Linked DNA regions of Homo sapiens: region 2 is linked to region 1. Evidence: chromatin loops called from intact Hi-C (ENCODE). Cell type or tissue: adrenal gland. All regions are shown on one strand. Each heading gives the region's core, and the rest is flanking DNA. Links, peaks and the distances in the headings are about the cores only.

Region 1 (12,548 bases), core at 1,627-9,626:
CCACTGGGCCCGGCCAGAATATAAAAGATTGCTTAATTCAACTAAAACATTAAAACACAGATTATTTCTATAAGTGGTAATTTCTCTAATATGTTTTGGTCAAAATAGTCTCCTTACCCATCCACGATTAAATGGTTAATTGACATTTGATTGGATTTTGATGAAGTTTTCAAATCATGATTGACTTTTCCAATGTATAGTAAAATGTGTTTGAAAATATTTCATAAAAATTAATATTTAAAAATGGTCAGGCATGGTGGCTCATGCCTATAATCCCAGCACTTTGGGAGGCCAAGGTGGGCCGATCACTTGAGGTCAGGAGTTTGAGACTAGCCTGGCCAAACCTCATCTCTACTAAAAATACAAAAGTCAGGCATGGTGGTGCGCATCTGCATTTCCAGCTACTTGGGAGGCTGAGGCAGGAGAATCCCTTGAACCTGGGAGGTGGGTTCCCCAGGCTTAGAGCAAAACCCCCATCTTGTCTGTCTCCACTCTCATCCCAGGCAATCGCAGTCATTTCCACAGCCTCAACCACTGGCTACCTGGGATGCCTCCCAAGCCCGAGTCTCCAGCCCAAACCTGCCTTCCTAGCCCCAGACCCATCTGTCCTGGCACACATTGCCCCCTGGGTCCCAAGCAACCTCAGCCAATGAGTCCAAAGTCAACTTCCTGTCCTTGCCTGACACTGTCAGCCCTGAGATCAGACTTGACCATTCACCTCCAGTACCTGATAGGTCCGTAAGTCCTTTGGAACATATCCCATGAACATTCCCCAAACCAGGCACCGGACTCCACACATCAACACCATCATGTGACTCGCCTGCATCCCTGGCAGGGACCCCTGTCCCAGCCTCCAACTCATCCTGTACCTTGAGTTCTGTGTCACATTCCAGAGGCCACAAGAAGAAAAATGACCACCTTAATGAAATTAAAAGAATTGAGAAGACATTTCCCTATGGTCCAAAGCCTTTCCAACTGAGAAACACATATCAAGATCCAGCCTGCCAGCCCTGCGGTTAAATGTTCCTGAAAGAATTAAAGCCCAGGGCAACACAGCCCCCACTCCACAAGTACTCCCAGCACAGTAAGACTTGCTTCCCTGCAGGGGCTTGAAATGTCCAGTGTGTACCCTGCCCCTCTCTGTCATAGCTAACAGGAATGTGCTCCGTGTCTTCTTCCTTCTCAAAGGACCGTCCACCAACCTGCGCAGGCAGCACTTTCGGCCAAAGGGGGATGCGAGAACTTCCCAAAATTTCCCACTTACGCACTGCATTCCTCAGGAGCCTGCCTCACAAATTACAAGAGCGCCACAGCAGACACACCGCGTTCCAGCGGGTTGCCATGTCTTCATGTCAGCTTCAAAGATTGTTGCCAGGGAAATATCTATATCTCAGCAGAGAGAGCTTCAGCCTCTGTAGTCCAGCTGTGCTCAAATGGAAATCCAAAAACCCAGAGGTTGGTCCAAACACCCTATCTCAGGGAGTCGGCTCTGCAAGTCCCCAGTATGGGAGTGAACTGGGTAGGCCACCTACCCTGCCTGCCCACATCCCTGCCTCCTGGAATCCTGGACCCTGAGAACCAGGCGGATGTGGTGGGGAACAGGCAAGTCTTGTGCAGAAAGCCAAGATGCCACCCAAATCCACTCTGCAGTCTAGGTGGGTGATATTCTGCTCTGCACCGCACCAGTGCATGAGGGGATGGAGGATGGAGTCTAGACAAGCCAAATGTAAAGATATTGCCCAAGTATTTTGTGCTTTGTCTGTGTTACAATGCTATGCCCAGCCCAGCATGGTGGCTCACACCTGTGATCTCAGCACCTTGGGAGGCCGAGGCAGGCAGATCACCTCAGGTCAGGAGTTTGAGACCAGCCTGGCCAACGTGGTGAAACCTCATATCTACCAAAAATACAAAAATTAGCCGGCTGTGGTGGTGGGGACCTGTAATCCCAGCTACTCCGGAGGCTGAGGCAGGAGAATCACTTGAGCCCAGGAGGTGGAGGTTGCAGTGAGCGGAGATCATGCCACTGCACTCCAGCCTGGGCAACAGAGTAAGACTCCATCTTAAAAAAAAATAAAAATAAATAAATGCTATGCCCAGCATTTTCCATGTACTGTCTTATTATCTCAGTAAATCCCATATAACCTTCCTATGAAAGTGTATCTCATTTATCTCCATTTTATAGATGAGAAAACTGAGTCCCCTGCAGTAGTATTAATTTTCCAAGACCGCATGGCTCATAAAGGGTACAGCAGGGACCCAAGCTCAACACTGTCACCCTCAAACATTTCCACAAGTGTAGACCAATGGCTCTCAACTGGGGTGGTTTTGCTCATGTACCACTCCCTTGCTCCATGGCATTTGAAACCGTCTGGAGACATCTGGGGTAGCCATAGCTGGGAGGGGGGAATGGCACCTAGAGGATGGAGACCACAGATGCCGCTAACCATCCTACAATACACGGGACGGCCCCCACCAGCACCACGAATGGTCTCACCCCAAGTGTTGTGACGGTGCCAAAGCTGAGAAACCCAGGTTTCTCCTCAGCAAGAAGGAAAATACCTGCAACGCGGATGCTCCTCTACAGGAGCCCCAGGCTGACAACAACCTTCCTGATCTGGTTTCAACCCTGGATGCTTTTATCTGGTGCGTCCATCAGGGATTTCAGTGACTCCAGTGAGTTATTACCCTTGAATGCTCGGTTCCACCTGACAACACAGAAATCTCTGCCGAGGTGCCTGGTCTTGGGGAAGGCTCAACAAATGGTTAAGGTTGATAACCAAATACCTAGGAGAGACTTCTCTCTCCCTCCAGGAACAGCTGTGGGTCAGACACACCCTGGGATCATTCACAAGCGGTCAATAAAGGCTTGGGGAGGGCTAGGTTTTCTAGGCCTTCTCAATGGGGTGGGTGTTTGTGGATACACAAGAAGCCAGTGAAACTTCTGATATTGGCAGGAAATCAATGCCCCCCACCCTCCACCCTCCACCCCCCACCACGTCCCCACCATAATCACATGCCCTGCAGCAGGACTTGGCACTCAGGGGCTCCTGGGGGCCCGATTTATCTGCTAAAACATCCTCTAGCCACCACCAAATAAAGCAACCCCTTGCCACCCAACCACAAGAGCACAGCCTGGGAGCCACTCCAAGGGACACCCAGTCACATTAAAACCTCAGCCATCCAGAGCACCAGGCCTGGTGATGAGAAAGAACATTTTATCCTTAAAAGCATCTGAATGCCCATGCTGCTTCTTGCAGAGAAAAGTCCAAAATAATCTGCTATTAAAGAACGAGGATGGTTTTGACATTTTTACCAAGCTAATGGTCTACGCAGACAAAATCTCATAAAAGGGCACTCTGTTCTTCTTGATCCACTCAGACATGGCCTGTGAGTGAAGAAACGGGTTCTCCTCCTCAAAGAAATCGCTGCTGATTCTCACACCAGCCTGACACTGCTTCATGGGTTCTTCAAAGAGAGTATTCCCATAGAAACTAAAAAGGAAGAGGAATGTGTCTGGCGGGCACTGTGGGCAGCAGTGGGCTTTGGGCCAAATTTTAAGTTTGAAAATCAAGATTCCCTCTTTTCGAGGGGCCGCCGGACTGAGCAGATACAGACACCATGAAAAGAGGGTGGCATATTCAGATTCAGGAAACAAGGATGGTTTGTGTTCAGTTCCTGCATCATCCTTCAGGTCATGAAATTCACATTTCCCTCTGTGGACCAAGAAATTCAGTGGGGTTTCTGCCTTTTAAATATTTCATTATCAATATATCATCCTTTTAGCCTCCAGAAAGCATTTTAATGGAGATTCTGGCTTAAGACACTTGTGGGTCTGTCTGTCTCTCTCTCTCTCTCTTTTCCTTGAAACAGGGTCTCACTTTGTCACCTAGACTGGAGTGCAGTGGCATGATGACAGCTCACTGCAGCTGGACCTTCCAGGCTCTAGCAATCCTCCCACCTCAGCCTCCCAAGTACTTGGGACTGCAGGCACACACCACCATACCTGGCTTTTATTTTATTATTATTATTTTTTTTTTTGGTAGATGCGAGGCTTCACCACGTTGCCCAGGCTGGTCTTAAACTCCTGGACTCAAGCGATCCTCCCCCTTCGGCCTCTCAAAGTGCTGGAATTATTGGCTTGAGCCACCACGCCCGGCCAAGAACCTTGTCTCTTGTGATGCACCCCAGAACAAAACATCACTGCAAAACACACCAAGGCGTAAGTTTCAGTCCTAAGTCCCATTTATCCACCATACACTATGTGCCAGGCACAACGCTAAGTGCTTCTATGGACGAGCTTCCCTTAATCTCAGCAGTAACAACCCCAGGCAATGGGGCCTGTTGACAGATCCATTTGCCACTGAAGACAGTAAGGCTCAGACAGGGTAACTGGCGTGTGCCATGTCAGCCAGCTAAGGAGGGGCATTACCAGGATGCAAACCCCAGCTGCCTGGCTCCACACTCACGTTCCCTAGGTCCCACTACACTTGGTCACTCCACTGCATTCTAGTATCCTGGTCTTTGGCAGAGTCCACGTAAAAGAGGGAGGTAGAGGGAGTGAGAGGGACTTCACGCAATAAAGTTTCCTGGCGTTACACTGCCACCGTAATTGTGTCTCATCCTTTCCGTGATCGGCCCTGGAAAACCTACCAGAGAACTGTCCTCCTTCTCCCAGAATCTCAGAGAAAATTCACCTGAGTTCGGTGTCCAGGTGACCCAAGCTCTGAATGCAGTAACGTGCACGGGGAGATGAGGATGTCACCAGGAGCAAGCCTCCCACACAGCATCCGGGAGCAACCCCAAGACTGGGCAGGGGGGGCTCTGAGGCAGCCCACGGCGAGGACGGCTACCCGTGCTGCCCAAATGGGTTCAGAATGAAGGCCGCCCTCTCTCCCATGTGGGGCTCATTAACCACGAATCAAATTATTAAGACAAGCTCAGCTGAGCAAATGGTCAAACATAAAAACATTTGGAAGGAACAAAGAGGTCAACCCCATTATCCATCAAAAACCATCAAGGTGGCGGCCCTCACTGAGGGGTACAGCTCTCCAGGGGGCCCTCATCTGCCCTCCAAACCCGCGTGCCTCCCCAGTGGAAGGCCAGCAAAGCCACACAGGAAGAGTTGGGGTAGGAAAGCAGAAAGTGAACCCCAGGAGGCCAGGCTGGCCACGGAGCCCCATCCCACGCACACGGGCCCGGTCACTCAGGGGCCCACGTGTGCAGGACACCGGGAGCTCACAGGGACAGCGCCCCGAGGGATGCAAGGAACTTTGCCTCTCTGTCCCTCTCTGTAGGGATGGAAAGAGGAGAGCGATTTCTGGGATGGAAGCCATCTGCCTCCTCTCAACTCTCGCTGCCCAACCAGAAAGGGAAGAAAAACAGGAAGATGCGGGGCAGGTGAGGAGCTGGGTGAGCGCCGCCAGCCCGCAGCCCAGCAGAGCAGGGCTTGGCCAAGCCTGGCGCCAGGGACTTCCCCTCTACCCCCACCATAAGCCCCCCGCCAGGTGGGACCGACAAAAGTCCCAGACAGATGCCCCAGACAGGATGCCCAGCGCAACCCCCGCCCCTTCCCCTGCTGGGGGCCCCCAGGACGCGGGGCTCCCCCTCCCCTTTTGGCTAGCCGCAGAGTCCAACGGGGCTCCTGGCCAGGGACGTCGTGGGAGAATCAGGAAGTCGAAGCCACACAGCCGAGAAGGGGCAGCTGGCGTCTCGGAGGCCGTCACGAGCTGTCACTCCGCGCCCGCCGGAGTTGCCACTCAGTTACCAACTTCAACCCGGGGCCGGCCACGGAGCCTCCCGCAGCCCCTACCCCGCGTCTCCGGCACCCCCGCGCCCCCGGCACCCCCGGACCCCCGCGCCCGCGTCACTTACTCCTCTGCCGTCGCCACCTGTCTGGGTGCCGGTCTCCTCCCTGCCCGGCCGCGGCGCGTCCTTCCCGTCCTCGCAGTCCTCGGGCTGTGCGCTTCCCCCCTCCAGCCCCAGCCGCAGCCTCTTCTCTTCGGGAGGGACGTCGTCCTCCTCCCTCCTGGGCCGGCCATCCCTGCCTCGGGGCTTGCCAGTGGCTTCGGAGCTGCCGGAAGGGCTGGCCATGGCTCCGGGGGCTCTGCCTGCACTTGGGGAAGAGGAAGGACCCGGCGCGAGCGGCCTCTCGGCGGAGCTGGGGCGTCTGAGCGCGGGCTCGGTGGGTCCGCGCGGCGCGGAGCTGGGCATCGGGGCCGGCGCGGGCTCCTCCGCGGGCCGCTCCTGGCTCTCTGGCGCCCTCTGCCGGCCGCTCGCCCGCACCGCGGACACGCCGGGCCCGGGCCTGCGCTGCGCTCACCTGCCCCGGCCCAGGCGGTCGCTCTCCCCTACCCGTGGCCAGACCCGCTCCGGCCAGGCCGTGCACCTCCTCCCCGCCCCAGCCAGGTTGCACCCCGATGGTCTCCCTGCCCAAGGAGGAGAGAAGAGAAGGGACGCCCCGAGAGGGTGGACATGGGCCACAGCCACCTTGTCTTTGCTCTTACCCTGTGTCTTGCATGATTTGGAGGTAGTGGGAAAACCGAGTGGAGAATTCCGCCTGCAGGATGACATGAATGCACCTTCCCATTGCCTACCAACAGATCTTTTTTGAGCATCACTGTGGACCAGGCGTGGTGATGGGGGAGGGGATATTGTGGTGAACATGACAGGCATTGCCTTCACCCAGTGGGGCTCAGCGCTGGGTGAGAAGGCATTGAGAATGGACATTGTCAATTGGGCAAAAGGAGGCCAAGGAGAAGTGCTGGGTGCATGGGAACTGAAAAAGACAGGAGGCTCGGCAGGTCTTGGAGCTGCGAGAGGGACAACAGCAGCGGCTGTTCCAAAGGAAGCAACAGCTGAGAGAGGTCTCAGAGTTGTTCTCAGCCCAGTGGAGGGTGTTCAGGCAGAGGGAACAGCGTGTGCAAAAGCCCAGAGGCTGGGAAAGAAGCAGAAAGAGGACTGTGGGGCTGGAGCATGCTGGGCAAGGGGAGAGAGGTGTGGTGGGCAGACAGATTGCCTGGAACCCAGCTGTGCAGGGACAGAGGAGATAGGGGATCCTTGCAGGCCCCCAGCCAGGACTCAGGCACAGAGACAATGCAGGTGGGCAAAGGGAGGAGACGTAGAGAAATATTTTGGAGGCGTGCCCGATGAATGAGCCCAGGATGCACCGTTAGTGTCAGTGTGGAGCGAGCTCCTTCCTTGGCTGTGTGATGAGCTGAACCCGGGGGTATTTTCTGGACATCGAGGTGCTACACCCAGAGTCCAGGACAGGCTAAGTGAGCACCCGCAGCTCCTGGCCTACCTCAAAAGCAGGAGAGACAGGGGAGACTGGGGAGGCCGGGGAGGAAGGGGAAGCCAGGAAGGCAGGAGAGCCCAGGGAAGCAGAGGAGGCCAGGGAGACAGTGGAGGCAGGAGAGGCTGGGGAGGCTGTGTCCTTTCCATGATTCTGCCCAGGATCCTAGGCCCCTGTACTCCCTGAGCTTCCCCATCCCAAGCGCTGGAACCATGTTGCACAATGGTCTCCCCACTAAGCTCCTGATGGCAGCCCCTACCCTGCTGTGCTCCCTATTTCAACCCTAACAGCTCTCACAGTGGGCAGCACATAGTAGGTGCTCAGGAAACACTGGTGGGAGAGCACATGGGTCTGCTCAGCACCTTCCCCTCTCCTCCAGCTCTCCCCTGTCATGAAATAATTCTGATAATGACACATGGGCTTTGAGACCCTCTTCTATTACTTTCCATATGCTAATCCATCTATACCTCACAGCAGCCCTGGCGGTGGGTGTTATTAGGATGCCCATTTTACAGAGGAGGAGACTGAGGTATAAAGAGGGTAAGTGACATAGGCACACTACAGGGGCCGGGGCCAAGTGACCGCAGCACTCAATCCCCAAAGGCAAGGTGGATGCAGTTACCATAAAGGACAGCAGAGTCAAAGCTGCAAGCAGAATAGCATGACTCGCAGAGACCTATGGTGCCAGCTGATCGTGGCTTTCCTAGAAGTGAAATAGATAAGAAGCCTGCCACATTTTTACTTGATCTGTGTTTGCAGAAGAGTTCTAGGTCAGGTGAGCAGAAGTCTAACCTGAATCATAAAAACAGAGTCACAGTCCCCAGTCAATTCCCAGACATAAGCCAGTTCACAGACCAGGAGTCCCTTGTCTGAATGTGAAGCCAGGTCCCCTCCAGAAAGGACTCTGCTCCACTGCCAAAAATTTATACTGTCAATCTTTCTCCCAGCCTGCCCCCACAGGAATACACAGCCTTTTACCAGGATGACTGAACAGGGGAATAGGAACTAATGGGACCTGTGCAGGATCACTGGACACAGGCTCTGAACTGGCACTAGGGCGAGACTAGGGTCTACCAGTCAGAATAGGCATTTTGGAGGTCAGGTGAATGTTGGTGCAGGTTCATGTCATGGTAGATCCATTGGGTCCCCAATTCATCCTCTGGTTATATACAAAGTGGCCATGCTGAGATTCAAATTCAGGGTATCCAACATAGAAGCTGTGCTCTTATTCATGAAACATTCTGACATCTCTGGAAAGAAAACTATAATTCAGGGTTCCAGTCCCCACCCACGCAGCCTGACCCAATTCCGGTGCCCAAGTTCAGAGTGTCAACCCCATGTTTTGCAGCATTTAAACTAGGCAGGAAAATTAGGGACAATTAAAAGGACATGGGCCACCAGCTAGTCATAGACTCTCTCTGGTGTGTATCATAAATATTTTCCTTCCTGAGGTTTAATTTGGACAGACTGTGTCCCAGTCTGCAGCATACCTTGACATGATCGGCTTATCTGCTCGTCTCCCCTTCCTCTTTTTTTTTCCAGACAGGGTCTCACTCTCTTGCCCAGGCTGGAGCACAGTGGCAAAATCATGGTTCATTGCAGCATCAACCTCTTGGGCTCCATCAATCCTCCCACCTCAACCTCTTGAGTAGCTGGGACTACAGGCATGTACCAACACGCCCAGCTAATTTTTGTATTTTTTGTAGAGGTATGGTTTCTCTATGTTGTCCAGGCTGGTCTTGAACTCCTGGGCCCAAGTGATCTGCTCATCTTGGCCTCTCAAAGTGCTGGGATTACAAGCGTGAGCCACTGTACCCAGCCTCCTCTTCCTCTTGACGGTGAATTCTGTAAGGGCAAAGGCTCATTCATTTTTGTTGTTTAATGAATAGACTTTATTCTTTAGAATAGCTTAAGCTTTACAGAAAAATGAGCAGAAAGTATAGTGTTCCCATATATGCCCTCAAATCCTCCCATCCTGTTTCCCCTGTTATTAACATGTGGCTTTAATGTAGTGCATTTGTTGCAATTGATGAGTCAATATTGATACATTACTCTTAAGTCCATAGTGTAGGTTTCTCTCCTGGTGTGCTGCACATTCTTTGGATGGATGTGACCATCCACCATTGGATCCACCATTACAGTGTCACATAGAATAGTCTCACTGCCCTAAAAATCACGTGTGCTAAGCTGGTTCGTTCTTGAATCTTCATTGCTTTTCCATGGTGCCAAGCCCTCAGCTGGGGCATGTGGCTGTTGAATGGAAGGATATTGCAAAAAGTGCTGCCAAATGTTTCCATCCTGGACAAGTAAAGGAAAGTGGCCCTGATGTTTTAAAAGGCCTGACATCAAAAGAAAGGGTGTAAGTTTACCAAGCCACTGGGATTAGCTTCCCAAGGGACCATTTCCTCAACTTGATCTGATGATCAAGGCAACAGAAGATCCAGAACAAAGGGGATCCCTTTTACTCTGACCTAGGAAAAATGTCTGTAAATTCTTTGGGAGCTCAGAAAATGTCAACATCTGGGCCAAAAGACAAAAGTGGAAATGTCAGCTGTGCGTGGTGGCTCAAGCCTATAATTCCAACACTTTGGGAGGCCGAGGCAGGTGGATCACAAGGTCAAGAGATCGAGACCATCCTGGCTAACACGGTGAAACCTGGTCTGTACTAAAAATACAAAAAATTAGCCGGTCGTGGTGGCGGGCGCCTGTAATCCCAGCTACTCAGGAGGCTGAGGCAGGAAAATAGCATGAACCTGGGAGGTGGAGCTTGCAGTGAGCTGAGATCAGGCCACTGCACTCCAGCCTGGGTGACAGAGCAAGACTCCATCTCAAAAAAAAAAAAAAAAAAAATGTTTGTTAACCTCTCAGTGACCCCTGTGGGCATCCTAGGACTTAATCCAACTGAAAGAGCGTGTAGAAGGTGCACCTCAGACATCCCGCCTAGGTCTGCAGGAGCTGGGCCATTCCTTCATGAAATCTCACCAGGCACAACTCAGAGATACTCCCTAGAGGGTCTTAATTTCCAAGTACTTTCAACAAAGTGGGCATTGGCAGCCACAGAGAGCTTCAGGCAAAAGTGGCCGGCGTGCACAGGAATAGTAAGGCCACCGAGAACATCTACTATGGAGCCAAACCCAGACACAACCACGCTGGCTCCAGCCAGATACGGAACAGGGTGGCATCAGAAGGATGGCAGGGCAGTAACAGGGAAACTCCTTGGGTAGGTCTCAAGGATGTCTGGATTCTCCCTTTCCACCGTGGGGCTAGAAGGCAGGTAGCTCAGCCGGGGCTCCGCAGGCCGAACTCAAATCAAGTCCGGGCTTCAGCCTTCGTAACTGCATCAGCTCAGGCAGGGACTGGACCTCTGGAAACCTCAGTTTCTTCATCTGTAAAATGGGCATCACGACAGTACCTGGTGGGATTGTTTTGAGAATTTAACAAAATTATGCATGTAAAGCTCTAATCCTGACACCTAATAAGGGTTCAAAAAGTGTTTGTTTTTAAATATCATTAGCCTACGTACTTTTTTTTTTTTTTTTTTTTGGAGACAGTCTCTCACTCTGTTGTCCAGGCTGGAGTGCAATGGTGCAATCTCAGCTCACTGTAACCTCTGCCTCCTGGGTTCAAGAGATTCTTCTGCCTCAGCCTCCCAAGTAGCTGGGATTATAGGTTTGCACCACCACACGCGGCTAATTTTTTGTATCTTTAGTAGAGATGGGGTTTCACCATGTTGGCCAGGCTGGTCTTGAACTCCTGACCTCATGATTTGCCCGCCTCGGCCTCCCACAGTGCTGGGATTACAGGCATGAGCCACCGCGCCCGGCCAGCCCACGTACTTCCCTCAAAAAGAAGGTGAGTCTAGCCCTGAAGTTGGATGAGGTCCTGGTGAAGAAGAGGTGGGAGCCTGAATGCTGATGACACTGTGGGCCAAGGTTGGGACATTGGAGGCAAGGGCTGGGGAACAGCCGCAGCTCACTGTGCAGCCAGATCGGCCGTCAGAAGCTTCGAGACCCACATCTTAAGCTGATCGTGAATTAGGGCGTGAGGAAAATAAACCCCAAGGCTTGGCTTCCCTGCTGAAATCCCTCTTGAAAACTTAGCCATTTAGGAGGCGAGGGGAGGAGCCCAGCAGTTAGAACCACCCTCTTCCCACAAACGCCTGCCTTAGATTCTCAGGTGAGTCCCCAAGACTCCATCTGGATGAGACAGTTGCTCTCCCAGAGCTCCCGCCTATTCACCCTACACAGGCGCCCCCATAAGGGCACCCCTGAGCTCAAGGTGTCGCTGCTTCCTCTCCAATGGGAAATCCCAGCAGGGGTAATAATTTACCCCCCACATACACACACCCCCTCCTCAGTGGTCGTTAGCGGCTGGCCATGACCCCAAAGCCAACCATACCCCCAAAATACTGAACTGACAAGTCAGGGTTTCTGCAGCCCTGCACTGCTGCTGAGAATTCCATGAGTCCTATCTTACTTTCCATCTTACTGGGGCCAGGATGCCTCACTCTTCCCAGCCCATACTCCCAGATGCCCGCCTATCTCTGCTTATAGCTTCTCAACTTCCACCTCATTTGGAACATGTATGTCTCTATGTGGCCAGCACCTGTAAATTACACAGGGATTATAGCTTCCCCAGGGTCATCAGCAAGCTTTCTCTCAGCCCAACCATGGTGCTGCTGGAAATTGATTGATTTTTTTTTTTAGAGACAGGGTCTCACTCTGTTTGTCGCCCTGTGCCCAGGCTGGACTGCAGTCGTGCAATCTCAGCTCACTGCAGCCCTGCAGTCTCTACTTCCTAAGGTTCAAGTGATCCTCCTTCCTCAGTCTCCCAAGTACCTGGGACCACAGAGGCATGCCAGGATGCCTGACTAGTTTTTTTTTATTTTTTGTAAACAGAGGGTCCCTCCCTGTGTTGCCCAGGCTAGTCTGAAACTTCTGGGCTTCAGCAATCCTCCTGCCTCAGCCTCCCAAAATGCTGGGATTACAGGCATGAGCCACCACACCTGGCCCTATTTTTATTGTTAAATTTTATTGTTAACTATCAAGATGCAAATAACGTTCCAGTGTGATTCCAGGTTTGAAAATGTCACTTTTTACCCATTTTACCTTTAATTCTGGGATGTGAATGGAATCTCATGTTTTATTCTTCTTCTCCTCCCAATGATTATTGCAATCTAGCTCTTCATCTACTTAAATGATTCATGTAGAGGGGTTTCTGAGGATCTCTCCAGCATCCTAGCACCTAATTTTTTTCC
Region 2 (12,548 bases), core at 2,982-10,981, 1.4 Mb before region 1:
ATGAGCCAAGTAGCCCACTGGGGAAGAGAACATCCCAGGCAAACGAAGAGCAAGTTCAAAGCCCCAAGGGGGAAATGCACTGGAAAGAGCCAAGCAAGAGGAAGGAGGCCACTGTGGTTAGAGGGAAGTAAGAGAGGAAAATAAAGGGGAATGAGATCACAGGGAGATGTTTACTTTATTTTGAGATCAGTGAGAAACCACTCAGAGTTTTATTACCTTATTGTGATAAAATACAATATCATTAACAATTTTACCATGGTAGGTGCACAGTTCTGGGGCATTACCCATACAAACTGTTGTGCAACCATCACCACCCTCCATCTCCAGAATTTTTTCATTTTTCCACCTGTACCCATTAAACAATAACTCTTCACTTCCCCTCCCAGAGCCCCTGAAAACCACCTTCTGCTTTCTGTCTCTGTGGATTTTGCTACTCTAGACTCCTCTCATTGTATGAGTCGGCTAGGAATGCCATAAAAAATATTACAGACTAGGTGACTTCAACGACTGAAGTTTATTTTCTTAGAGTTCTACAGGTGGAAGTTCAAGGTCAAGGCTCTCTCAGGGTTCCTGGTGAGGTCCCTCTTCCTGGCTTGTAGATGCCTCCTTCTCATGGTGCCTCACATAGCTGCTGCTCTATACTTTCTGAGAGAGAGAGAAAGGGAGACAGACCCATGGCTTTTTTTTTTCTTTCCTGAGATGGAGTCTAGCTCTGTCGCCAGACTGGAGTGCAGTGGCGAGATCTTGGCTCACTGCAACCTCCACCTCCCAGGTTCAAGTGATTCTTCTGCCTCAGCCTCCCGAGTAGCTGGGACTACCGACATGCACCACAACCCCCAACTAATTTTGTATTTTTAGTAGAGATGGGATTTCACCATATTGGCCAGGATGCTCTCGATCTCTTGACCTAGTGATCTGCCCGCCTCGCCCTCCCAAAGTGCTGGGATTACAGGTGTGAGCCACCGTAAGGTGTGGCCATCTTTCTTTTAAGGCCACCAATCCTATTGGATTAAGACCCCACCCTTATGACATCACTTAACCTGAATTACCTCCCTAAAGGACTAATCTCCAAAACACAATCACATTGGAAGTTACGACTTCAGTATATGAATTTTACAGTTATACAATTGAGGACTTAACACTTGCTTAAGTGGAATCATACAACATTTGTCCTTCTGTGCCTGGCTTATTTCACTTAGCATAATGTCTTCAAGGTTCATCCATGTGGTAGCATGTGTTAGAATTTCATTCTTATTAAGGATGAATAACATTGCATTGTATGGAGAGACCACATTTGGTTTATCCATTCATAAGCGCCATCTGTGGATAGATATTTGGGCTGTTTCCACCTTTCGGCTATTGTGAATGATGCTGCTATGAACACGGGTGTGTACGTATCTATTCAACTCCCTGCTTTCAAGTCTTTTGTGCGTATGCCCAGAAGTGAGATTGCCAAACCCTATGGTAATTCAATGTTTCATTTTTTGAGGAACCACCCTACCGTTTTCCACAGCAGGTGCACCATTTTACATCCCCACTAACAGTGCACAAGTGTTCCAATCTGTCCACATCCTCATGGGCACTTGTGGGTTTCACTCAGGCATAATGAAGAGAGGACAGGCATGATCTGACTTCTATTTTAACAGAACCGGCAGTCAGGGGTTACAAATTTAAGTAGGGAGAAAAATTTGGGGGCTACCACAGGAGTCCAGGTGTGACATGATGGTGGATGGATAAGGGTGTAGCAGGGGAAGGGGAGAGAAGTAGTCAGAGGCCAGATAAAATCAATGGGACGTCTTTAAAGAAAGGATACAGCTTGGGAGAGAAAGATGGCGACCTGGGGCCGTTGCACGGTCTGTAGCCTGGCCATGCTCTCCATGGAGGCAGGGAGGGCATGGATGTGCAGGGTTGTGTAGGGAGTTACAAACATTAGGGGTTCCAGGCCGGGTGTGGTGGCTCACGCCTGCAATCCCAGCACTCTGGGAGACTGAGGCGGGTGGATCACCTGAGGTCAGGTGTTTGAGATCAGCCTGGCTAATATGGTGAAACTCCATCTCCACTAAACATACAGAATTAGCTGGGCTTGTTGGTGCACGCCTGTAATCCCAGCTACTCAGGAGGCTGAGACAAGAGAATCACTTGAACCGGGAAGGCGGAGGATGCAGTAAGCCGGGATCATGCCATTGCACTTCAGCCTGGGCAACGAAGTGAGACTCTGTTTCCAAAAAACAACCAACCAATCAATTAAACAACCAAAAAACATTAGGGACTCCATTGTGGTTAAGTCTACAGAAATGTTGATTTTCTCACCAAGAGGCAGTGGGGTTTTCTCTGCGGATGCATCATTAGGAAAGGTTAATATGAGAAGCTGGTGATTTATTAGTAAACACAGCAAATTCTAGGTCCCTTTGAATCCAGAGTGGAACAAAAAGAGACAATATCATAAGGTGAAGACTCGTATAGCAAATATCTTGTTTTATGTAGAACAGACTGTTTTCCTATCAGTCAAGTGGGACTGAACCGGTGAGCAATGATTAAATACCTCTTTCGTGCCAGGAACTGTGCTTGGTGTTTTTCGTACTGTCTCTAAATTACCAACATTCGACAAAGTGGGTATTCCTTAGTTACTCTGTGGCATGATAATTGTGATTAGCCATTAGGTAACTCATACTGAATCACACAATGAGGGAGCTTAAATCTGTAACCAGAAGTGATCCCTCATCAGGTGCTTTCCCTTTCCTCCAGGTAATTTTATTTTCCTCAAGGTGGTTTGGTCAGTCCACATAATTTATCCACAGGTTTCATTCTTTTCCTTGCTATGGGAAGAAGGGGTTATTCACAGCAAAAAAAGAAAAAAATAAATAAAAATAAAACCAAGCAACCAAACAAAAAAACCTGGAGAAGCAAGGTACATGTGCTTCTCAAAGTGAGACTCTCCAACCAGCAGCATCAGCTGCTGTTAAAAAGGCATATTCTTACAGTTATTACAAAAAACGGTGTGGAGGCTTCTCAAAAAATTAAAAACAGATCTACTGTATGATCCAGCAATCCGACTACTGCATATTCACTCAAAGGAAATGAAATCCGTATGTCAAAGAGATCTCTGCACTTCCTTCTTCACTGCAGCATTATTCACAATAGCCAAGATAGGGAATCAAACTGAATACCCCACTTTTATAGCAGCACAATTCACAGTGGCAAAAATATGGAACCAGCCCAAAGGCCCACCAATCCACAAGTAGATAAAAGAAAGTGTGGTATATTGGAATACTATACATAGATGAATACAATATATAATATACTATACATATATAACAGAAAACTTACCCAATATACATGCATATACTTACATATATAAAATGGAATACTACATCTTATATATACATATGTAATAAAATACTTCCCCAACATATATAATGGAATACTACTGAGCCATAAAAATGAATGAAATAATGGCATTCACAGCAACCTGGATGGAACTGGAGACCATTATTCTAAGTGAAACAAGTCACGAATGGAAAACGAAACATTGCATGTTCTCATTCATAAGTGGGAGCTAAGCGATGAGGAAGCAAAGGCATAAGAATGGTACAGTGGACTTTGCGGACTCAGGGGAAAGTGTCGGGGAGTGGTGAGGGATAAAAGATTACACGTTGGGTACGGTGTACACTGCTTGGGTGATGGGTGCATTAAAATCTCAGAAACCACCACTGAAGAACTTGTTCATGTAATCAAACACCACCTGTTCCCCAGAAACCTACTGAAATAAAACAAAAAGCAAAAAACTAAGTGTCCATCAAGGAAGAACCACATAAAGCAAATGTGGTATATATACACAACAGAATACCATTTCAGCCTTAATAAAGAAGGAAAGCCTGTCACTGTGATGACATGGATGAACCTGGAGAACACTGTGTTAAGTTGAATGAGCTAGTTACAGAAAGACAAATACTGCATGAAACAAATACAAAAAATATACTAAAAAGTACAATGGTGGTTACCAAGGGCTGGCAGGGACTACCCTCACTACCAGGGGGTTTGCTGGGGAGATCTGGGCCTAAAGACATAAAATTTCAGTGAGACAGGAGGAATAAGTTAAAATATTATACAACATGGTGACTACAGTTCACAACATGTTGTAATCTTGAAAATTGCTAAGAAAGTAGATGTTATGTGTTCTAACCACAAAAAAATGACGTTGTGAGGTAATGTATATGATATTGGCTCTATTTAGCCATTCCACAATGTACACACATTCCAAACATCATGTTGTACATGATAAATATATATAACTTTTGTCAGTTTACATAAATAAGCAAAGAAAAATACCCAGATTCTCAGGCTGTATTTTCTGTAGAAAATGCCATTGAGAAATGAGGTGAGAAAAAGCAGCTCTCTGTCTGCTTCTGCCTGTTCTGACCAGGTGATGCATTTCCTTTCTCTCCTGAAGTGAAAAATATGAGGTTTGCACGGAAGAGCCCTCAGTTACTGAATCCAAAATTCAAAGGGTGAGGGCCCGTCGATGCATGCTACCAAGCCCTCCAGGGGATGTGGCAGTGGACTGAAGGCTGAAGGGTGGGAGGACAGGGCTGCGGGTAATTCCAGTTCTGGCATTAGACTCCTGGCATTAGACTCACGGCACTAGACTCTTAAAGCAGGGTGTTACTATTTAATAACCATGCGGTCCTTCAGCAAATTTCCCTCATCCGCACATAAGGGGAGTATGAGGAACTTCCTAGTCAACGTGGAGTCTGCAACCCCAGCAAGTACGATGCCCCTGGGAGCCAGTTAAAATGCATCATGCCTATAATCCCAGCACTTTGGGAGGCCGAGTCCAGAGGATCGTTTGAGTCCAGGAGTTGAAGACCAGCCTGGAAACCTTAGGGAGACAGTGTCTCTACAAAAAAAATAATAATAAAGAAGAAAAAAATTAGCTAGGTGGGGTGGTATGCACCTGTGGTCCCAGCTTCTTGGGAAGCTGAAATGGAAGGATCACTTGAAGCCGGGTGCAGTGGCTCATGCCTGTAATCCCAGCACTTTGGGAGGCCAAGGCAGGTGGATCACTTGAGGCCAGGAGTTTGAGACCTGTCTGGGCAAGAAAATGAAACCCCTGTCTCTACTAAAAATACAAAAATTAGCTGGGCATGGTGGCACACACGTGTAATTCCAGCTACTAGAGAGGCTGACGCACGAGAATCACTTAAACCCTGTAGACTGATGTTGCAGTAAGCCGAGATTGCACCACTACACTCCAGACTGGGCAACAAAGAACAAGACTCTGTTTCAAAACAAAGAGAAGGGGATCACTTATCCCTAGGCAGTCAAGGCTACAGTGAGCTAAGATTGTACCACTGCATTCCAACCTAGTGACAGAGCAAGATCCCATCTTTAAAAAAAAATGCAACACATCACACCTCATCCCAGATACATCGAATCAGAATCAACATTTTTAACACGTAGTATGATGGACTGAATGTATGTGTCCCCCCTAAAATTCATATGTCATAGCTCTAACCCTCAGTGTGGCTGTATTTGGAGATGGGAACTCTAAGGAAGTGATTAAGGTTAAATGAGGTCCTAAGAATGACTGCCCTTGGCTGGGTGTGGTGGCTCACGCCTATAATCCCATCACTTTGGGAGTCTAAGGCAGGTATATCACTTGAGGGCAGGGGCTCAAGACCAACGTGGCCAACAAGGTGAAACCCCATTGGATTTCAATATAATAGAAAAATTAGCCAGGCATGGTGGTGGGCATCTATAATCCCAGCTACTTGGAGGCTGAGGCAGGAGAATCATTTCAACCCAGGAGGCGGAAGTTGCAGCGAGCCCTGAGATCACGTCACTGCACTAGAGCCTGGGCAACAGACCAAGATTCCATCTCAAAAATAAAATAAAATAAAGAAAGAATTAGTATCCTTTTAAGAAGAGACACCAGAGAGCTCACTCATTTTCTCTCTCTCTCTCTCTCTGGTAGCGTAAGCCCAGGAATGTCCAAATGAGGACCCAGTGAGAATGACTGACTACAAGCCAGGAAGAGGGTGCTCATCAGAACCTGACACTGCTGGCACCTTGATCTTGAATATCCAGACACAAGAACTATGACAAAGTAAATGTTCTGTTCAGAAGCTATCCAGTCTATGGCAGTTTGTTAGGGTAGCCCAGGCTGACTAAGACAAGGTTCCCAGACGACCTGTAAGGCCCAGTCCTAGGACGTGGGATCATGTGTACACGCGGTATCTTCCTTTTCTCACCCTGTCTCCTAAATTAATGGCTGAAGTCTCTGCTTGACTTCGGACACTGAGTCAGGAAAAACACCCCTCACTCTTACTAAAAACTCTCCTTGAATTTGTCTGCTAAGCAACCTAAACAGAAACGGGAGATTAACTCAATATGGGAGTGATGAAAATCACAGATTACTTTTAAACCTAGAAAATACCACTGAGAAACGAGGTGAGGAAAAGCAGCTCTCTGTCTGCTTTTGCCCGTTCTGACCAGGTGAAATAAGCATTTCCTTTCTCTCCTTGAGTGAAAATATGTTAAGTTTGCCAGGAAGAGTCCATATCCGATTATGATTTACCCACACAGAAGTGGCAGGTGTTAATCAACGAACTAACGAAATCAATAAACCAAAGGCAGATTTTTGCTCTTAATCTGCCACCGAGGACCCACGCAAGCGACAGAAAAGAGCGATCTGGCAGAATCAGAGCTCTCGCCATTTCCCTAAGATTATTCAATTTATTCTTGTCAGGATTAATTTACTAAACCCATGCTGGATTTTTTATTTAGATGATATTGTTAGTTTGTCATCTGCTGCAGATCTATGCGGGAGGCGCCCCAGGGGACTGCATTTGCTTCTGAACAATGCTGGACTCAAATTGGAAAAATGTCACTTTGGCGAGAACAAATTATTGTTCGGATCACGCTGCCTAGAGCCGGTGTCTCTGGGTGGGTTCCGACCTGACCTTTTCTGAACCAGACTCGTCAAGTAAGTACTTCAGCCCCACTCGACCACTTCGCTTGGAAAACAGCTCAACTACTTAAAAGTGTTAAGTATGAATTTTGAGCTGTGGACTCATCACCAAGCAATCAATTTCCCGACAGAAGGCAGCCCTTCTACTTTTTGTAGCCGGGAAACCCTGAACAGCGGAGGCTCACTTGCTGGCGACAGATGGGATTCCACACAGATAGCAGAATCACACTGCTAGGGTTTATCCTACCGGACTCAACCACACCAGTTTTGGAACTCTGCACAAGGAGGCCGAGTTTGCTTAGCCTCACTTTCCCTATTTGTAAGAGAAGCATATTAACAATCATGGTTGCCTCGTTTGTGGCTAGGCATATCCAATACACGCCAGGGTCTTAGCATATGGCAAGTTATCAGTAAATGTCAGCTGTCCTTGATGACATCTTCCAACAGGCTTTGTGAAACCTGGTTCTGATTGAAGCATTGAGAACTTAAAAACATGTCTATTTTTAAAGTTTTCTCTTCCAAGGCCTCTAGGTTCTTTGAGATTTTAGACATCAAAGCACTCATGTGTCCGTTCTTTTCAGAAGCAGTTCTCTCTCCCGAGAGAGACTTCTTTTCTTCTACACTTGGTGTGTTGGTTGTTTTTGATAATTTTTGTAGGTCAGGGTTATTCATGCCCACAATGCAAGGATGCCAGCATCCCGGATCCCTTACCAGCAGCATTCCCAGCTCTGAAGTATCTGGCACTTAAAGATTCCCGAGAAAATGTGGAGAGAAACACCGGACAACGAAGCTCCCGAGACCTCAGAGGATTTAGAAGTGAGTAGCCAGCACGGGGTTCAACAGCAGCCCCCCAAAAGATATGCTCAAGCCGACTAGTCCCTAGTGCCTGTGAATGTGACCTTGTTTGCAAATGGAGTCTGTGCAGACATAATTAAGGGTCTTGAAATGAGAAAATTCTGTATTATCTGGGTGGGTTCTAAATCCAGTAACAAGTATCCTTTTAAGAGACAGAAGAGAAAGCCATGTGAAGACAGGTGGGGATTAGAGAGATGCTGCTACAAGTCATGTGACACTAAGCTACCAGACACTGGAAGAGGCAAAGATGAATCTTCCCCAGAACCTTTGCTGGGAGAGCCGTCCTGCTCACACTTTCAACTTGGACGTAGAGCCTCCAGAGCTGTCAGAGAATATATTTCAGTTGTTTTAAGCACCTAGATTGTGATGATTTGCTACGGAAGTCATAGAAAATAAATACAGAGGATCAAGGAGCTCTTTGTGCTGATCTCTCTTGCAGGATGCTTGGCTACTTAATACTGAAAAAAGATAACTGTGGTCCAGAGGCCACCTCCGCTTAGTCTAAGCTCTAGGGGACAAGAAAAATTCCTTAAAAGGAATCCCAGGGCAATCACAGGCTGCTGTGCTCCAGGGCCCAGGTGTTTCCACAATACAGCCCCTGAAAACCTCTAAATTGATTATTGCAGTCATTCACTCTGGAAGAGCAATGGAAAGAAAAGACCAGGATGCTTAGACTTGTCATGAGAAGCTAAGTAAGGATCACATATCCTGGGCACAGCATTGTTCTCCTGGACTCAAATACAAAGTCCCAGAGAGCTTTTCATAGGAAATACAGGACAGCTTAAGCCACCTCTCAGGAGTGTGAGGAGACACAGTCAAAGGTTCATCTGACAAGCCCAAATCGGCTTATGATCAACTGAGAAATTGATTACTGCTGAGGAAGAAGGTTTTGCTCTTCCTTCTTAAACAGCAAATAAATGTTATAGCAGAACGGTTTATAATATTAACACAAGATACATTTTTGACATCACACTCCAAAAAGCATTCAAGGTGCATTTTAAATCTTGACTCAACATTACAGATGGTCTCCTTTGCAAAGGCAAGCTTTCTGATAGTTTGGATGCATGCTTACATTGCCTATTGTTGTGAAAATAACAACGGCTTCTAATTTAAGACAAGTCACTGAATATGAGTTTAGATGCTAAGACTAAGAGCATACTGGTGATTTTATGCAACCTACACTATTATTATTGAGATGGAGTCTCGCTCTGTTGCCCAGGTTGGAGTGCAGTAGGGTGATCTTGGCTCACTGCAAACTCTGCCTCCCGGGTTCAAACGATTCTCCTGCCTCAGCCTACCTAGTAGCTGGGATTACAGGTGCATGCTACCACGTCTGGCTATTTTTTTTATTTTTAGTACAGATGGGGTTTCCCCATGTTGGCCAGGCTGGTCTCAAACTCCTGACCTCAGGTGATCCACCTACCTTGGCCTCCGAAAGTGCTGGGATTACAGGCATGACCCAGCGTGCTCAGCCTTATATGATTTTTTAACCTTCACAAAGACTCAGATTTTGAGAATAAGTTCAAGCCTTAGGGACCCTTTTGCCCAGTGTTTCCATTTTACAGGTGAAAAAACTGAGTTTTAGAGTGTAGGGAATTGGCTTCCTACCACTCCGATGATTAAAAGCATAAGGGAGATTGAAATCCATCTGGTCTACGAGCTATGTATTTTATACTCTCCCTTACACAATATACTGTGCTTGAATTTGAATATTTAAACCAATGTTCTAAAGTTAATTGCTTTATTAAAGATAACGAGGGTGTTCTGGCTTTCAAAACTTGAGTAACTCTGATGTTGGTAAAAATTTCAAATCATGCTTGCCTTTCAGCAGAATTCTTCAGAGTCTGTGTTCACTTAATCCTCCAACCGCAAAAACAAAACAAAACAAAACAAAACTAACAAACAAACAAAAACCAAGATTCAAATCAGTTTACTTGAATACATGAAGAATAGTATAAAATGTTTGCAGTGATAGATTTTATTCACTTCCTTTTCCATTCACAAATTAGCTCAGCACCTGCAATATCACAAATGGCCAGCAGATGGGAGCAAATAACTTTGCAAAAAATACCGAAAGCACCAAGTCCTATGCAAGAGTATCCAATTCATCAGGTCCGTAAACTTTTTAAATTTCTCAATCTTTCTGTGCCTTCAAAATTTAAGTCTCAAATGACTGCATGTTTTAATTACTAAGCCCTAATTACTTACTAGGAATGTGATCATTTGAGGAGACATTTCATTAATATGTGTTTAAGAAGGTTCAGCGTGGCAGAGATGCTTCAGGGCAAAGAATATTCCGAAAAGTCTATGGTTTCAACCTAAATATGAAGATGACTCACGATGTAAGAGCTATTTCACCTGAAATCATACAAACAGCAAACAACGCATGTAAACTAAGTAAAATCTCAACACAAATCACTTCAACCAAGGGAGTAAAGTTTACCTTAGTTGGGTAGGTTGCAGGGCAGAGCTGCTGACTTTATAAACATTTGGAGGAATCTTCAGGGGGCCTAAGGGGATATTTTCTCTGACAGTAAATATCTTCTTAGGCAGGAAAAAGCTGTAAAGCCAGAACAACTACAAAACGATCCCCAACCAAACTATTATGCAAATAAAGACAGCAGGCTTTTCATCTTGACTTCTTTCTTTGAGTCCCCTACCTTTCTTTGGCATCCCTACCTCCTGTGAGTTATTTTGTTTTCTTCACCTTACTTTTTTTTTGGAGTGTGGTTATGAGAGGACAAGAGGCTTCCATATCTCAAAATCTAGCCATGCAGACAAGCAGAGCTGGCGTGGGGTAAAAGGCCGGGTAACTCGAGGGTTGCTGGCTCAGCACAATTAAACATAGTACCGAGAACGGCATCCCTGTTTCAGGTAGGAGTCTCCTGTCACCAGGTGAGCTCAAACCAAAGGTCTGTTTGCAAATAAGAGCTATGCATTGGCATCACAGCGGGAGTTTAATGAGAGCGCTTTTAATTAACTGTAAAAGTAATTACCCACATTAGATGTAAATCGCACTTGTTTTCACATGAGGTGAATAATTTTCGCTCAGCTTTTAAGAAGAATACTTCTCGAGATGTCAGCTGCAAACTCTCAGCAAGTTTGTGTGCTGAAAAATACAGCACCGAAGAGAAAGTACGAGCCTGGGAAGCCTGGGTTTGTCGCCTGCCTTCTGTCAGTCACCTGGCTTGGCGTCTCTTTTCATTTCTCTCAGACCCCAGCACCTAAAACATACCCTCTCCGTAGCTGCACCCTCAGACAGCATGCAAACTGTTTCAAGTATTTTCTTGTTCTAATTTGGTGGTCAGCCTCCTGGATAATCCCTGGTGCTTTCATTGACGGGTTCCTGTGAATAATTAACGCAGTCAAAAGAATGGAAAAAAGAGAAGAGGCTGGAAGAAGCCCTAACTGGGTCAGTGGTGTGTGTGTTCCCCAGGTGAGCTAAAGTGGGTAATCTCCAAAGAAGGAAACACGTTAGCGAGGAGGGAGCAAGTCCCAGAGCAACAAGGCCAGGCCTGAAAGGCTCAGGGCAGAACCTATTTTTTTTTTTTTTTTTTTTTTTTTTTTTTTTTTTTTTTTTTTTGAGACGGAGTCCTGCTCTGTCACCCAGGCTGAATTGCGGTGGTGCCATCTCAGCTCACTGCAACCTCCGCCTCCCAGGTTCAAGTGATTCTCCCGTCTCAGCCTCTTGAGTAGCTGGGATTACAGGCACCCACCATCACACCCAGCTAACTTTTGTATTTCTAGTAGAGACGGGGTTTCACTTTGTTGCCTGGTCTTGTCTTAAACTCCTGGGCTCAAGCGATCTGCCCGCCTCGGCCTCCCAAAGTGCTGGGATTACAGGTGTGGGCCACCGTGCCCGGCGTCAGGGCAAAAATTCTAATGAGGATGAGTGTCTGCATCACCAGCACCAAAACAAAACAGCAATGCTCCCTTGGATTTATAAATAGCACCAGAAAATGACAGATGTCAGCGTTGGGAGGGAGTGAAGGTGAACGCCTTGGTTGAACCGTGTTACAATGCTGTCCTCTAGGTCCTTGAAATTCCTCTGACGTCAACAGGAATGTGAGGGCTGGGGAAGCCCTGAACCTCTGATTTGAACCTCGGTGAAGCGTAAACAGCCAAGATGCAGTTTGCAAATACAAGATTACGGGGTAATTATTTACACTTTGATAGGCACCTTCATTAAAGGTTTTGAGGATGCAATTATCAAATTGAGGTTTAGTGCACTCCATTTAAGCAACTGAAGTGAAGATCGGGAAAGTGGGATGCAGAACGGTGAGTTTACGCCCATCAAGTCAGATAGCAACTTACTTGCCAATTAGGTTCCTTCTAAAAAGAAAGCAGGCCTTCCATTTGAGTAGCATGGCTGCCACAGTCATTATTTTCATCTGCGAAGCCTACCTGGGGTTTCTGGTGCTGTTCTGATGTTCATGTTGCTTGTTTTGGGTCTTGGCCTTAATCCTAAGATGGGGCTAGAACATGACAGGGACTAGTCAGAGAGGCCCAGAGAACGTATTCTGGTTCAAGGCCAACTGAAGGAAAAACCAGAACTGGAACTTGTATCCTTCAGAAGGAGTTTTTTTATTCCTTTCTAGAGGGTCACAAGTATTTGCCCAGTGTTTCCTATATGTGATATACCCCAATGTACCTACTTCCCACACTGGCTCTATAAAGTAGTATTTATTTATTTATTTATTTATTTATTTGGCAATGGAGTCTT

What was found. Peaks named below come from ENCODE experiments on the same cell type or tissue, not always from the same donor. Only the 100,000 strongest peaks of a DNase experiment are listed, where the experiment ranks them.
Region 2: it touches region 1 in a loop (10-fold over the local background); 44 of 110 quality-filtered maps call a loop at or near these places.

The regions. Positions count from the first base shown.
Region 1 is chr16:5,233,429-5,245,976 of GRCh38, reverse strand. It overlaps LOC105371067 (a long non-coding RNA gene), which reads right to left. Exons shown (of 3, transcript XR_001752067.2): 2 at 12,400-12,548; 3 at 9,160-10,703. It also overlaps a transcript of RBFOX1 not described here. Among named protein-coding and RNA genes, the nearest start is that of LINC02164, 18 kb to the right of the region's middle. RefSeq lists a silencer at 6,148-6,367 and an enhancer at 7,943-9,142. In adrenal gland, for the core only: no CTCF peak of the experiment used is centred there; DNase peaks (open chromatin) are centred at 4,451, 5,599, 5,935 and 6,436.
Region 2 is chr16:6,640,595-6,653,142 of GRCh38, reverse strand. The region is part of intron 2 of RBFOX1 (RNA binding fox-1 homolog 1); the gene reads right to left. Among named protein-coding and RNA genes, the nearest start is that of RBFOX1, 630 kb to the right of the region's middle. In adrenal gland, for the core only: a CTCF peak has its summit at 9,855 (motif pointing right); DNase peaks (open chromatin) are centred at 7,018 and 9,865; H3K27me3 peaks cover 457 bases.